Linked DNA regions of Homo sapiens: region 2 is linked to region 1. A link is a contact called in ENCODE Hi-C or POLR2A ChIA-PET data. All regions are on one chromosome and are shown on one strand. Each heading gives the region's core, a stretch centred on a gene start or an enhancer-like site at or near the end of the contact. The rest is flanking DNA. Distances are from core to core; before and after follow the strand shown. Region 1 holds the start of CCDC74A (coiled-coil domain containing 74A). Region 2 holds the start of LINC03124 (long intergenic non-protein coding RNA 3124).

Region 1 (7,726 bases), core at 2,225-4,724:
TTTCAGAAGAAAGTGGCATTTAAATTGGTGGTGCAAGCAGCCATGCATACATTTCTGCAGTAGCTTCCCTATAGCTTGCAGGAACCAGAGCGGGCAATAAGAGCCCCATCCTCCAAATACTGGGGATCTGTGCTCTGATTGATGATGGCTGCTGTTGATTGTGAAAATGCAGACAAAGAGGCAGGCAGCCACTGCTGCAATCTCCACTGCTATGTTTGCAACGTCCCTCCTCAACCCTCACTGCCTCCCTGGGTACACACCTTCCAGGAGGTTTTTATGGATCAGCACCTCCTCCTGCCTTCATTTTTCTTTTCTCCTTCTTGGGAACCAGATGTTTAGGACTAGGACATTCAAAAGCAACCACATACCAGGCACAGTGGCTCATACCTGTAATTTCAACACTTCTGGAGGCTGAGGGAGGAAGAGAGCCTCAGTCCAGGAGTTTGAGACCAGTCTGGGCAACATAGTAAGACAAAAAAAAAAAAAAAAAAAAAAAAATTAGCCAGGCATGGTGGTGTGTGCCTGTAATCCCAGTTACTAGGGAAGCTGAGGCAGGAGGATGACTTGAGCCCAGGAGTTCCAGGCTGCAAGTGAGCTATAATCGCACCACTGCACTCCTGCCTGGATGAATTTCTCTCCACTCAGGATATCCTCCCTCCCAGCAGTAATATTGCTACCATTCATTCCAGCTGTCCATAAACCATAATTACTGAATACATGTTGCCATAATTTTTTTGAGCAAACTGTCATCTGTTAAAAAAAAATAAAGATTATATTTTATCTTAATTTATTCCTTCTCTAATGCACTTCCCTTTTTTTAGATCCAAATTTCCTATATCATTTTCCTTCTTTTTTTGAAACAAGGTCTCTCTGTGTTGTCCAAGCTGGAGTGCAGTGGTGCAATCATGGCTCGCTGCATCTCAGCCTTCTCAGTAGCTGGGACTGCAGGTGTGCACCACCATGCAGGCAAATTTTTTAGTTCTTTGTGGAGACAGGGTCTGGCTATATTGCCCAGGCTGGTCTCCAACTCTTGGGCTCAAGAGATGCTCCTGCTTTGGCCTCTCAAAGTGCTGGGATTACAGGCATCAGCCATGCACCTGACTTTTCATTTCTGTTGTGTTTTTGACTTCTTACATTTTCTTTTAGTTTTTTGAGACAGAATCTCACTCTGTTGCTCGGGATGGAGTGCAGTGGCAGGATCCCAGCTTGCTGGAAACTCCACCTCCTGAGTTCAAGCAATTCTTCGGCCTCGGCCTCCTGAGTAGTTGGGATTACAGATATAAACCACTATGCCTGCCTTTTTTTTTTTTTTTTTTTTTTTTTGAGATGGAGTCTTGTTCTGTCGCCCAGGCTGGAGTGCAGTGGTACCATCTTGGCTCACTGCAAGCTCCGCCTCCCGGGTTCACGCCATTCTCCTACCTCAGCTTCCCGAGTAGCTGGGACCACAGGCGCCCACCACCATGCCCGGCTAATTTTTTGTATTTTTAGTAGAGATGGGGTTTCACCGTGTTAGCCAGGATGGTCTCGATCTCCTGACCTCGTGATCCGCCCGCCTCGGCCTCCAAATAATTTTTGTATTTTTAGTAGAGATGGGTTTTCACCATGTTGCCCAGGCTGGTCTTGAACTCCTGACCTCAAGTGATTCACCCACCTCAGCCTCCCAAAATGTTGGGATTAGAGGTGTGAGCCACTGTGCTTGGCCAACTTCTCGCATTTTCTTTTCTTTTTTTTCCTTTTTTTTTTTTTTTTCTGAGATGGAGTCTTACTCTGTTGCCCAGGCTTGAAGGCAGTGGCATGATCTCAGCTCACTGCAACCTCCACCTCCTGGATTCAAGCAATCCTCCCACCTTAGCCTCCCAAGTAGCTGGAATTACAGGTGCATGCCACCACGCTAGCTAATTTTTGTATTTTTTAGTAGAGATGGGATATCACCATGTTGGCCAGGCTGGTCTTGAACTCCTGACCTCAAATGATCTGCCCAACTTGGCCTCCCAAAGTGCTGGGATTACAGACATGAGCCACCCTGCCTGGCCTTCACATTTTCTTTAGATTATTTCTTAGAATGTCTACTTCTCTGTTCCCATTATCAGTCTGTAATCTCATGTTGTCCACTTTTTCCATTAGAGCCCTTAGCATATTAATCATAGTTGTATTCCATTTCTTGGTCTGATAATTCCAACATCTCTGCCATATTTAAGTCTGGCTCTGATGTTTGCTGTGTCTTCAAACTGTGTTGTTTTTTATTATGCCTTGCAAGTTTTTGTTGAGGGCTGGTCGTGCTCAACCAGTAAATGGACTTTCTGTGTGAAGTTTTATGTTGGTCTGGTTAGGGGTTGCGCCATGTGTTCTGTTTGTTAACTGGAGGTGTCAGAGGCTTAAACCTCCTCTAGTGTCTTAGTTTTTGTCTCCCTGTTGCCTTTACGGTTTCCTAGAGATTTCTTGAATAAGCTCTGAGATGAGCAGTTCTTTCACTTGTATCCCCTGTTATTATACAGGAGCCCCGCTGATGTGGCAGTAAGATGTGGGGAAAGGAGAGCCAGAGCAGGCTGGGGTTAGCTATGTTCCCTTCCTCCAGGTTTGCTGGTATCTGGCAAAATTATGATTGGCCTGGCTGTGATTTTTTTTTTTTTTTTGAGGGCAGGCCTTGTAAAAAAAATAAGACTTCTTTTTATTTTTATTATTTTTAAATTTATTTATTTATTTATTTATTTTTTGAGACACAGTCTCACCCTGTCACCCAGGCTGGAGTGCAATGGCGCGATCTTGGCTCACTGCAACCTCCACCTCCTGGGTTCAAGTGATTCTCCTGCCTCAGCCTCCGGAGTAGCTGGGATTACAGGTGTGAGCCACCGCGCCCAGCCTCTTATTTTTAGGCAGCATCTCACTCTGTCACTTAGGCTGGAGTTCAGTGGTGCCATCATAGCTCACTGCAGCCTCGACCTCTGGGGTTCCAGCAATCCTCCCGCCTTAGCCTCCCGAGCAGTTGGGACTACAGGCGCAAGACACCATGCCCGGGTTTTTTTTCTTTTAATTTTTTAGAGACGGGGTCTCACTTTCCATTCAGGCTGGAAAGGATGCCTGGATGCCTTTTATTATTATTTTTTTAGACAGAGTCTCTGTCGTCCAGATTGGAGTGCAGCGGTGCGATCTCGACTCACTGCAACCTCTGCCTCCCGGTTCAAGCTATTCTCCTGCCTCAGCCTCCAGAGTAGCTGGGATTACTGGCTCCCGCCACTACACCCGGCTACATTTTGTATTTTTAGTAGAGTTGGGGTTTCGCCATGTTGGTCAGGCTGGTCACGAACTCCTGACCTCAAATGATCCGTCCGCCTCGGCCTCCCAAACTTCGGGGATTACAGGCGTGAGCCCCGGCGCCCAGCCCTGGATGCCTTGTAAATCACTACTCACCCAGGAAGAGCCAGCGACAGGCCCCGCCCCCGCCAACCGCCTCGCGCCTTCCGTCGCCCGGTTTCCATGGTGACGGGGCGCCAGGCTAGGGCGGCCTGGCCACTGAGCCGGGGTGCAGTGGCAGCGGGAGAGTACCTGGCGATGGCGATATGAGCGGTGCGGGGGTGGCGGCTGGGACGCGGCCCCCCAGCTCGCCGACCCCGGGCTCTCGGCGCCGGCGCCAGCGCCCCTCTGTGGGCGTCCAGTCCTTGAGGCCGCAGAGCCCGCAGCTCAGGCAGAGCGACCCGCAGAAACGGAACCTGGACCTGGAGAAAAGCCTGCAGTTCCTGCAGCAGCAGCACTCGGAGATGCTGGCCAAGCTCCATGAGGAGATCGAGCATCTGAAGCGGGAAAACAAGGGTGAGCCGGCGCGGGGCCCTAGGCCGGCCCTGCCTCCCCAGGCACACTCAACACTGCCGCTCCCGCAGCACAGAAACACAGCCATCAACTCCAGCACACGCCTGGGCTCAGGGGGAACACAGGACGGTAAGCCCGCCCTGCCACGCTGAGCTGTCCCCTCCTCCCAGAGGGAGACCCGCGTGGCCCCCGGGCAGTGCCGACCCTGTCTGCCTGTCTCGTAGGGCAGCAGCATTTCAGATGCTGACTCCGCCAATCCTCTCCTCTCCAAGCAGGGTCAGACACACCTCTGTTAAAAACTTTATAGAGGGGCCCGGGCGCGGCGGCTCACGCCTGTAATTCCAGCACTTTGGGAGGCCGAGACGGGCGGATCACGAGGTCAGGAGATCGAGACCATCCTGGCTAACACGGTGAAATCTCGTCTCTACTAAAAATACAAAACAATTAGCTAGGCGTGGTGGTGGGCGTCTGTAGTCCCAGCTACTCGGGAGGCTGAAGCAGGAGAATGGCGTGAACCCGGGAGGCGGAGCTTGCAGTGAGCCGAGATCTTGCGACTGCACTCCAGCCTCGGTGACAGAGCGAGACTCCGTCTCAAAAAAACAAAAACAAAAACTTTATACAGGGAAACGTGCCCAAGTGCGAGTGCGCAGCTCAATGAATTTCTTCCAGCTAAACACATCGGATCAGGAGCAGGCATTCCCCCGCCCCCCACCCCGTCCCCGCTTCGCCTGTGCCCATGCTGTCCTCCGGCGGGGCCTTCCCAACTGCACCCTTAGCTGCTCCTCACCCCCACGCCCCCCTTTCTCCCTCCCTCCTCCCCCACCCCTCCTGCCCCGAGCAGAAGGAGGGCCCGCCAGGATGTGGGATGTGGCTCCGCTCCTCGATCTTGCTTCAGGAGGGCTCCAGCAAGGGCACCAGTGCCCGCGGCCTCCTCTCCCGCCCCGTTCCCTGGTGCTGCCTTACCTGAGTGCCGAGTATCCCATCACCAGGCGTCTGTTTTGTCAGGACCCCGCTTCCCCATGTCTTCTTGAGCCTCAGGACGCCCAGTTCCTAATGTCTTCTTGAGCCTCCCCCGCAGTCCCTGATCCCCACGGGATCATGACACTGCCATAGCCAGGGGTTCCGGAGTTCACCTCTGTACCCCTAAAGCCCAGGCCCTGCCTGGGCAGTGTGGATGCCCTCCAGTCATCTCAGATGGATGAGGCCGATATGCCCGGTGGGCTCTGCCTAGGGAACAGGCAGGGCCATTCCTGGCCTGACACCCACGACGAAGGCGTGGTGGAGAGCGGGATCCATGGGGCAGGGCCCAATCAGCCAGTGGGGGGGCAGGACTTTTGGGCTCAGCAGCCAGGAGAGGACAGGCCAGGCTTCTTCTCTCAGAATAGCTGTGGTTTCACAAGTGCTGAGGAGAGCGTGTGCTTGCTTTCAGATCTCCATTACAAGCTCATAATGAATCAGACATCACAGAAGAAAGGTGAGAACTGGGCCCTTCAGTGACTGATGGGATGCTCTTGCCACCCAGGGGAGCCCCTCCAGACTGTCCTTGCCCACCTGGCTGCACTGGCCCCTGTATGCCAACCCAGTGGGTACAGGTTCTGGGGGACCTGGACAGATGCCGCTACCTCTAGCCGTGGCTGGACGATGTTATGCAGCCAAGCACAGCACGTGCTGCTCTCGGGAAGCCCAGGGCCTGAGGTCATTGCAGTGGGGAGGTGGGCACAGGGTGCTCCCCAGACCTCCCTCCTCCAAGTAGAGCTGAAATGGGAAGGAACCCCTGGGACAGCCCCTGCCCTGCTAGATCTTTGCCTCAGATTGCTGCTGTGGCCAGGCCCAGGATTTCCAGCCCTATGGCTCTGAGTCCTCACATGCTGGGGGCCCAGGGGCTCTGGACACACTCCATCCAGGGATCCCTTCCTGCCATCTGGGCAGCAACCATGGGGACAAAGGGAGGAAGCAGAGTCCTGTTTCCTTGCCACTTGTCCAAGGCACTTCCCCATCCTGACAGCGGCCCCCACCCAGCCCAGGATCCTGGGCTGTGGTCTCAAGCTCACTTCCCATTATCTTTGGGGCTGGGGCTGACATCAGGAGGACATCTGACTGGTGGATGGAGCCAGCCTGGGAACATCGCAGCTGGGGCAGTGCCTAGGGCTCTCCCTTCCCAGGGAGACATGGAGAAGGGGGTTGAGGGAGGGCCCTTCCCTAGCCGCTGTGGCAACTCCAGTGAGCTGTTCTGGGCAAAGTGTGGCCCAAGTCGGCAGCCCCAGCCCTGCAGTGCTGGGGACGCTGACAGGACACGGGAAGAGGCCATGCTTTCCCTCGGGACCTGCTGTTCCATGTGTCCCAAGCCCTCCTGCTTTCCAGATGGCCCCTCAGGAAACCACCTTTCCAGGGCCTCTGCTCCCTTGGGCGCTCGCTGGGTCTGCATCAACGGAGTGTGGGTAGAGCCGGGAGGACCCAGCCCTGCCAGGCTGAAGGAGGGCTCCTCACGGACACACAGGCCAGGAGGCAAGCGTGGGCGTCTTGCGGGCGGTAGCGCCGACACTGTGCGCTCTCCTGCAGACAGCCTCTCCATGTCAAGCTTCCAGTCTGTCAAGTCCATCTCTAATTCAGGTGAGCAGGCTGGCGTCCATGTGCTCACAGGGGTGAGTGCCCCACGGGGACCCCAGCCTGGGTGGCCTCTAGGGGTGCTGACCAGGCGCCCTCTGCTGGGCCAAGCTCCAGGATTTGGGGATGAAGGTGCAGCTGAAAAGAGCCCTGCAAGCTGAAGCCACCGGGAGGGGATTAAGGGGGGGTGGGCAGGACCAGGGACCAGTCACAGGGCAGTAAGGCCTCACAGCAGGCACCCCAGGGCGGGGCAGCAAGCAGGCAGGAGGGGCCTCCCCGGGTGGCCTTCTAGGGAGGATGTACCCTGGCTGCCCAGCAGCAGCCCTGCTTGGCCGTGTCCCTGCCACAAGCAGGCAGGACACAGGAGGGATGGCACTGCCCACGGAGCCCTGGGCTCATGGCACCTTCTGCAGAGTGAGCCGGGAGCAGAGAGCCTCTTTTCCCCACTCTGTGAGGCCGGGCATTTTCCTCAGCCCTGCCCTAACCCCCACCATTCCTGTGATGGGCCCAGGTGCTAGACGGGCCTTGTCCTTGCCGAGGAAACCCATGCAGGCTGGGTCCCAAGCCTCTCATGCAGTTTCATTTTACCCAAGATGGGGCCAGCTTCCACTATGTTGATTGTTCTAGAGTGTTCACAGGCACCACCCATGGGCTTCACCCTCAGAACCACATTGATTCCCCCCAGAACCCTCCAAGGCAGGCTTCCCTTTACAGAGGAGGAAACTGAGGCAGGGACAGGGGCTTCTTGGGTACACACAGCTGTTCCTGGAAAACTTGGGCGGTGACTGTTGGTGCCTGCAGTGACCGGCCTTGTAGGGTCTGACTTGCAGCCAACTCTCAAGGCAAGGCCAGGCCCCAGCCCGGCTCCTTCAACAAGCAAGATTCAAAAGCTGACGTCTCCCAGAAGGCGGACCTGGAAGAGGAGCCCCTACTTCACAACAGCAAGCTGGACAAAGTTCCTGGGGTACAAGGGCAGGCCAGGTAAGGCTTGGGTGTTCCTGGGGTGCAAGGGCAGGCCAGGTAAGTCTTGCCTGCACCCTAAGGGCCCCATGACTACATTTACTAGGCTCACGCCCTGCAGTCAGCCAACTGCTCTGCCCCTAGCTCCAGGGGCCTGTCTCCTGGGCTCATGATAGCAGATGACGGCCACGCTCTACCCATCGGTGGGCGCTGTCTTCCTCCCTTCCCCTGGGGGTCCTGCAGAGTACCTGTGCTGACCTGAGCCCACGAGGGGGGCCAGTAGCAGCCCCTAAACCACTTCCTCAGAGAAAAGTAAAGTAATATTCTTACCAAGAGAAGGCTTGCTGCCCCTGGCCAC
Region 2 (7,726 bases), core at 2,261-4,760, 150 kb after region 1:
CAATGCCCCGCCCCTGCTCCAAATCAAGGTTTCCGCCTCTTAGAAATGCTTGATTTTCAGTATTGCTAAACAGGGGTCAAAGAAAACAAGCTGAACAAAGAAACAAATAAAGCCTTTAACACAGTGAGCAAAGACACAGCACCCACCCCTTCCCTGGGCCCCGCAACAGCTCCAGAGCTGCGCAGCTGCTCCCAGAGCCTGAGCATGGACCTGAGCTCTGGCCCATGGAGCTCACCAATGCATTTCTTCCCTCTGTGTCAAAAAAGCATCAAGAAATTGGATTCATTTACCTGGGACATAAAATAAGGTATACCTATAGTTTTGTCCCAGAACTGTGTAAACCGGCATGCTGCCTGCCACAGTACAGTCCTCCCCCTGCATCAGGAGCTCAGATGGGGGAAGCCAGCAGGGCTGGAGGCCTGGGAGTCACAGATGCTTGGAGGGGAGAGAAAAGCACCACAGAGAGCCAGGCAGGACCTGCCTACAAGTCACATTTTTAGGGGTCTAGTGGTCTGGGCAGGCTGGGAGATGCTCTCTAAAGGGAAGGCAAGAAATATTGCCCCACATCTCCCACCACCAAACAGAAAGTGCAGGTGGTCAGCCCCAGGGCTCACCTGCCCTTTGCCAGGGTCATGAGCTAGGCCCAGCCTGCACCCTCCACACAACCATCAAGGGGACTTCCTGTCAGGCTGGGACAACTGCACCGGGCCCTGATGCCCTGGGAAGAACAGGGTTGCATTTAACAGAAACAGCTAAACCTGAAGGGATGAGCTTGCCTTTCCCCAGGGCCATGGGATGGTTTATAGAAAGTTCTACCCATCAGGACGAGACCTCACATGACACCATCAGAGGAATTGATACCATGCCATAGAGGGAGGAAGAGGGCGCATGCCATAGGTCCACTGGTCACAGCACACACATGCTCCTGGGAGCTTCAGACCCAGCAGTTTGGCTCAGGTGCCAGGTCAGGATGTGGGAGGACACAGTGTCTGGGTGAATCTGTCACCCTTGCTAGCTGCCTTGTCCCACCAGGTAGAAGATGCGGCAATGGGAGCACAGCAGTAGGAAGCCCAGTGTCCCCCAACCTTCCACCTCACACCCAGGACCTCTGAGGTGCATCTATATCCTGCACATCTAGGCTCTGAAAAGCAGGAGGTCCTGGTTTCCACAGCTGTGGGGCTTCTAGACAGGACAAGGCCAAATTCTCTGAAAAAACAAGCTCTGGGTGCTGCTTTGTCCTCAGGCTGCTCCTCCATGGGACCTGCGGGCAGAAAAATGTGTACCACCTGGACCGTGGTTTCAGCAGAAGCAGGGTTATGCTGCCTGGGGCAGGAGGGGCTCTACACAAGCGCCTCTCAATACACAGCATTTGATGGTACGTGGACAAGTGTGGGAGCCCTAGACCAAGGACTCCGTGGTGAGCAAGACTCAGGACCCCTTAGGGGTGAGGGCCTGGGTTACACCACCAGGGGGTCACCCGGACCCTCAGCAGAAGGTGGAGGGGGTGGTGATCATTACCTTTGTGACCCTGCAATGGGTGGCAGCCACAGGACATAGGGTTCATTGAACGCACCTTGTGTAACTATTGCCCAGGAAAAGGCCCAGAATTTAATAAAGATGAGGCCCCTGGCAGTGAAGTGCTGGATGAGGCGCACCCCCTGGGGCATACCTGAACCTCCCCCAGGGCCTCGGCTGTGAGCTTTGATTATAGACACACCTGTGCCACAGCCCCTTCAGACTGCTCCCTTCACCTCTGAAAAACCAGACAGGATGCTTCTGTTCCTGGAAATGTGAATGCCCTTCGTGTGTTTTTTACTTTGACTATAAACTCATCTGCAACCAAAATATAGACTCCCACACAATAATAACGGGAGACTTTAACACCCTAATGTCAACATTAGACAGATCAACGAGACAGAAAGTTAACAAGGATATCCAGGAATTGAACTCAGCTCTGCACCAAGCAGACCTAATAGACATCTACAGAACTCTCCACCCCAAATCAACAGAATCTACATTCTTCTTAGCACCGCACAGCACTTATTCCAAAATTGACCACACAGTTGGAAGTAAAGCACTCCTCAGCAAATGTAAAAGAACAGAAATTATAACAAACTGTCTCTCAGACCACAGTGCAATCAAACTAGAACTCAGGATTAAGAAACTCACTCAAAACCACTCAACTACATGGAAACTGAACAACCTGCTCCTGAATGACTACTGGGTATATAACAAAATGAAGGCAGAAATAAAGATGTTCTTAGAAACCAATGAGAACAAAGACACAACATACCAGAATCTCTGAGACACATTTAAAGCAGTGTGTAGAGGGAAATTTATAGCACTAAATGCCCACAAGAGAAAGCAGGAAAGATCTAAAATTGACACCCTAACATCATAATGAAAAGAACTAGAGAAGCAACAGCAAACACATTCAAAAGCTAGCAGAAGGCAAGAAATAAGTAAGATCAGAGCAGAACTGAAGGAAATAGAGACACAAAAAACCCTTCAAAAAAATCAATGAATCCAGGAGCTGGTTTTTTGAAAAGATCAACAAAATTGATAGACCGCTAGCAAGACTCATAAAGAAGAAAAGAGAGAAGAATCAAATAGACGCAATAAAAAATGATAAAGGGGATATCACCACTGATCCCACAGAAATACAAGCTACCATCAGAGAATACTACAAACACCTCTACACAAGTACACTAGAAAATCTAGAAGGAAATGGATAAATTCCTGGACACATACACCCTCCCAAGACTAAACCAGGAAGAAGCTGAATCTCTGAATAGACCAATAACAGGCTCTGAAATTGAGGAAATAATTAATAGCCTCTCCCTGGGAATGGGCGGGCCTGGGTCCAGTCCACAGGGCCCCTCGTGGGCCCTGATGAAGGAAAGAGTTGAGATGGGGGCAGCGCTGGACCCCAGGGCCCCTGCCTGCCTCCTGGAGAGCCCGGTGACCCAGGCAGCCCTGGTGAGGCTGTGGGTGCCTGGGCCATAGCGAGGCCCGCGAGCTCCCACAGGACAGATGCGGACAGTGAGGCCGGGGAGGCCCTGCTGCCCTCCGAACTGTCCCTCCAGCCCCCAGCTTTCTGTGGTTCTCTGGGCCCCCTCTGCAGAGGGGCAGGGGAGCCCACCCTGGATCCTGAGACGCCAAGCTTGAGGGACCCCCAGAGCTCTAGCGAGGCTGCTTCCTTTGCGGATGGTGAAGCTGAGGTCCAGAGGAGGGCAGGGGCAGGTCCTGGGCGCTCCCTAGGCAAAGGGAGCCGATCTCCGGGAGGCGGTCACAGGGAGCGCTCCTGCGACTTCTAGGGCCCGAAAGCTGGGGAGGATGAGAGACCAGGGGCCTTTCGTCGTCCCCTGGGCTGGGCAGAGGCTCAGCCTGTGCCGCAACCCTAAGCGGCTTCTGGCAAGTCCGAGCCGCGGTCCCTTTAAGAGGGGGTGGAGCTTCAACCTGGCACTAGGGATGCTGCTAGCGTGCGTGTCCCTACGGAGCTGAGACTGCAGTTCCTGCGACGCCCCTGCAGCAGCAGCAGCGTGGTCAGAGCGAGCTTCTGAGCGGTGGTGGGTTCCATGTGATGGTGGAGTAGGAGACAGGTCTCCGCGGTCAGTGGCGGGGGCGTGGACCCCACCGGGAACCCTCCCTGCTCCTTCCCTGCCTCTCCCTGTTTTCGTGCCCGCACTTCTTCGTGGGCATCTGGGCCCGAGTCCTCCGCTTGGGGGCGGTTGTGCGGTCCTGGCTACTGCAGCGTCCGCACCCCGGCCGGGAAGGCTATGCCAATGTCCGACCCGCGTCCAGCGTATAGGAGCGCCCTGGCCCACAGCTGGCGGTAAAACGCGGGACCTGGGTCCCTCGGAGCCCCAGGGGCCTCTGAGCTGGAGTCTAGGATTATTTTTGATGCCTCAGCACCTTTAAAAAGAGACCTCGCTAGAGCAGGGGGCATCTGTATTTTCAGTTCTTTGAGGAGTCTCCAGCTATTTAGCTGTTTTCCATGGTGTGTATCCTAATTTTCATTTCCACCTACAGTGTATGAGTTTCCCTTTCTCCAAAACCACACCCGCATTCCTACTATTTTTGGTTTGGGGTTTGTTTTGTTTTTGTTTTTGTTTTGAGACGGAGTCTTGCTCTGTCTTACAGGCTGGAGTGCAGTGGCGCCATCTCGGCCGACTGCAACCGCTGCCTGGTTTTAAGCAAGTCTCCTGTCTCAGCCTCCAGAGTAGCTGGGACTACAGGCGCCGCCACCATGCCCAGCTCATTTTTGTATTTTTAGTAGAGATGGGGTTTCACGATATTGGTCAGGCTGGTCTCAAACTCCTGACCTCAGGTGACCCACCTGCCTCAGCCTCGCAAAGTGCAGAGATTACAGGCATGAGACACCGTTCCCAGCCCCTCCTATTTTTTTAAAAAAATCAAGGAATATTCGATAAGTGTGAGATTATCTGTGTGTGGTTTTGAATTACAGTTTTCTAATGAATAGTTGATTTTGAGGACCTTATCTCTTATTTGTTGTTCGATTTTATGGCTGTGCAGAATTGTCTGTTCAGGTTCTTTGCAAAATATTAGATTGGATGCTTTTGCTACTTTGTAGTGTTTTTTGTGTACATATTAGATGACAACTCCTCGTGAATTACAAGATTGCCTGAAATTTTTGCCTAATCTATAGGATGCTTTTTTAATTGGAAAGTAGTTTTCTTTGATGTGCAGAAACTTTTCATGTTGATGTAGTCAACATGATATTTATTTTTGCGTTTCATGCATGTAATTTTCGTCACCCATATAAGAAAATAATATGTCAGTGACAAAGCATTTAATTGTCAATGAGGTTTTTCTTCCAGGGTGTTTATTTTCCTCTTTGCAAAGGTGAGCAGAGATTCAAGTGACCCAAAATATATGCTCATCCTGTGTTTTAGTTAAAAACATTTTGTAGTTTATGGTCTTTTGTTTTGCCTTCAATTTGGGGGAGTGGGTGTTCATTTTCATACATCGTGTAAAATAAGGTCCTATTTCTCGCTTCTGCATCTGGATATCATTTTTGTCAAAGGTATTCATTCTCTGCCTTCCACATTGCAGTGTTCTTTATCAAAGTCAGTTGATTGTGTCCATATTTGTGTTGATCATGTTTTTGTCCTCCCTGTTTTTGTCCATAGTTTATGCAAGTATCATATATCAGCTGTATAACTACAACTTGGCAGTGTAATTTGATATTAAGGATTGTGGGTCTTCACTTTGTATTTCTCAGGATTCCTTTAGATATTCATTGCTTTTGTGGTTCCCTGTGATTTTTAGCAATACGTATTTATTTCTGTTAACTTTTTTTCACAACATAAAGGTCCATAATTAGGGGTACATTTTCATACATACAGATTGGGTAATGATCAAATCAGGGTACTTAGGATCTCTATTTGCTCATCCAGGTTTTTTTTTTTTTTGTGGGGAGAACATTCAAAATTCTCCCTTCTTACTCTAGAAAAATATGATATTGTTAACTCCAGTCACCAGGCTGAGGAGGAGAACCTCAGATTTGTTCCTTTAATGTTAAGATAACTTTGTTTCCATAATCAATCCTTCCCCATTCCCCCTCTATCTCCCAAACTCTGGTAACCAATATTGTGCTTTTTACTTCATTAAGATAAACATCTTAAGATTTCACATGAGTGGTATCATGCAGTGTTTTTCTAGGCCTAGCTCCTTACATTTAACATAATGTTTTCCAGGTTCATCTGCGTTGCTCTAAATGGGACTGTTTCATTATTTTGATGGCTGAAGAATATTTCCTAGTGTATGTATATGAGAGTTTCTTGATCTCTTTATCTGTGGATGAACAGGTAGGTTGAATTTACACCCAGTAATGGGACTGCTAGATGGAATGGTATTTCTTTTTTTCCTATTCTTTGCAAGACCTCTAACTGTTTTTTATAGTGTTAATACTAATTTATGTTTGCACAAACAGTTCCCCTTTCTGGCAATTCATACCAGGAATTGTCTTTTTAAATATTTTGATCTTTTTGTAATGTTCATTCTATTGGAGTGAGATAAGATCTGAGTGTGGTTTTGATCTGCATTTTTCTCATGAGTAGTAATGTTAACCACGTTTTTGTAGACATTCGGTCAGTTTCCTGTCTTCTTTGGAAAAATATCTAATCCGGTTATTTGCCCAGTTTTTGTCTGGCAATTGTTCTGTTGTTTTGTTATTTTTTTGCCAGCTGGTAGTATGACTGGCTTGTACCTTTTCAAAAATAATCCCTTATCCCAAACTTGTAATTTTTAGTGTGCCTTTTTATTTTGTTTATTGTTTCCTTTGTTGGTCACAAATGCTTCAGCTTGACGTGGTCCCACATGTGCATAATTTCTTGGTGGCTGTGCTGTTGGTTACTAATCAAGAAAAAACAAAATCACTACCAAAGCAGTCCCTTGTCAATAATTTTTTTCCCTTGTATTTTTGTTTACTTTTTGTGAACCCTGAGCATACATCCAAGTTGCTCTAAATATACGCACACCCGAGGTTGTCTTTATAGGAGCTTTATGGTTGCAAGTTTTGTGTATAATCTTTAATCATTTTGAGTTGATTATTGTGTATCTAGTACCATAAGGGTCCTGTATTACCCTTTTGCATATGGATATCTAGTTTCGGAAGTCTTCCCTGTTGTGTCATTTTGGTGGTGTTTTGAAAAATGTGTTCATTCCATATAAATTTTTGTTTATTATTGAGCACATTCATTTTGCTCACTGGTCTGTGTTTCTCTGTCTATGCCAGTAACATATGGGTTTGTTAACTACGGATTTTCATTTAATTAGAACTCAGGGAATGTGATGCATCCCGTATGGTTTGTATTTCTCAGAATAGCTTTGGAAATTCAGGGTGTTTCACATTTCCACATAAATTTTGGCATTGTTTCTTTATACTTCCTAAAACACTATTTGTCATATACTAAATGTATACAATTAGAAGGTACAAGGAAGGTTTTCATACATGTATATGTTGAATAATGATAAAATCAGGTTATTTAGCATCTCTTCATCTCATATAGTTATTATTTTTGGTAACAACATTCAGAATCTTTCCTTCCAGCTACTTTGAAATATATGATACATTTGTGTTAAGGCTAGTCACGCTGCTGTGGAATAGAAGGCCAGAATTGATCACTATCATCTGAGAGTAACTTTGTACCCATCACTGATTCCTTCCGAGACTGCCTCCACTTCCCCAGCAGCCTCTGGTAAGCCCTATTGAACTTTCTACTTCTAGAAGATAAAGCTTTTTTCAGTCTACATGTGTGAGATCACGTGGCATGGGACTTTCTCTACCAGGCTTATTCTTTGGACCTTGTTCTTCAGATTTCTTCATGTGGCTGCAGATGGCAGGATTTCCCAAAGGTTTATGGCTGCAACATATTCCGTGGTGTATCTGTACAGCAGTTTCCTCATTCCTGCAGCTGTGTTTGAACAGGTAGGTTGGTTCTCTACCTTGGCCACAGTTAAGAGTGCTTTAGTACCCATGGGAAGGCAGATAGCTCTCTTCAACCTAGGGACTTCAACTGCTTTAAATGTGGAACCAGTGGTGGGGCTGTTAGCTGACATGGTAGTTGTACTGTGAATTTTTTTCAGAAACCTCTAGCTGTTTTTCATAGTGTGTATACTAATTTACATCCCCACCAATAGCGTTTAAGAGGTTACCTTTCTGTAAGTCTACACTGGATGTCACCTTCAAAAATTCGTGTTT

The links. Hi-C counts contacts between places; a loop is a spot of excess contacts on that map. ChIA-PET counts read pairs that join two places held with the same protein, here RNA polymerase II (POLR2A). Pooled maps may share reads with other maps.
Region 2: a map of B cell shows a loop between it and region 1 (14-fold over the local background). The contact joins the promoter of LINC03124 here to the promoter of CCDC74A in region 1. A Hi-C loop is called at or near these places in 3 of 168 maps with a recorded cell type or tissue (B cell, OCI-LY7 and naive thymus-derived CD4-positive, alpha-beta T cell), 13 of 37 single-sample maps with no recorded cell type and 17 of 50 pooled maps. POLR2A ChIA-PET finds 5 or more read pairs at or near these places in 1 of 52 experiments (activated T-cell).

The regions. Positions count from the first base shown.
Region 1 is chr2:131,524,414-131,532,139 of GRCh38, forward strand. It overlaps CCDC74A (coiled-coil domain containing 74A), which reads left to right and starts at 3,475. Exons shown (of 8, transcript NM_001258306.3): 1 at 3,475-3,807; 2 at 5,234-5,278; 3 at 6,364-6,414; 4 at 7,251-7,389. The coding sequence starts at 3,558. RefSeq lists silencers at 3,334-3,413, 3,484-3,563 and enhancers at 3,614-3,663, 4,943-4,992.
Region 2 is chr2:131,678,989-131,686,714 of GRCh38, forward strand. LINC03124 (long intergenic non-protein coding RNA 3124) reads left to right here and starts at 3,511. Exons shown (of 10, transcript NR_167889.1): 1 at 3,511-4,000; 2 at 5,721-5,831; 3 at 7,076-7,223; 4 at 7,342-7,453. RefSeq lists an enhancer at 2,944-3,063 and a silencer at 3,434-3,483.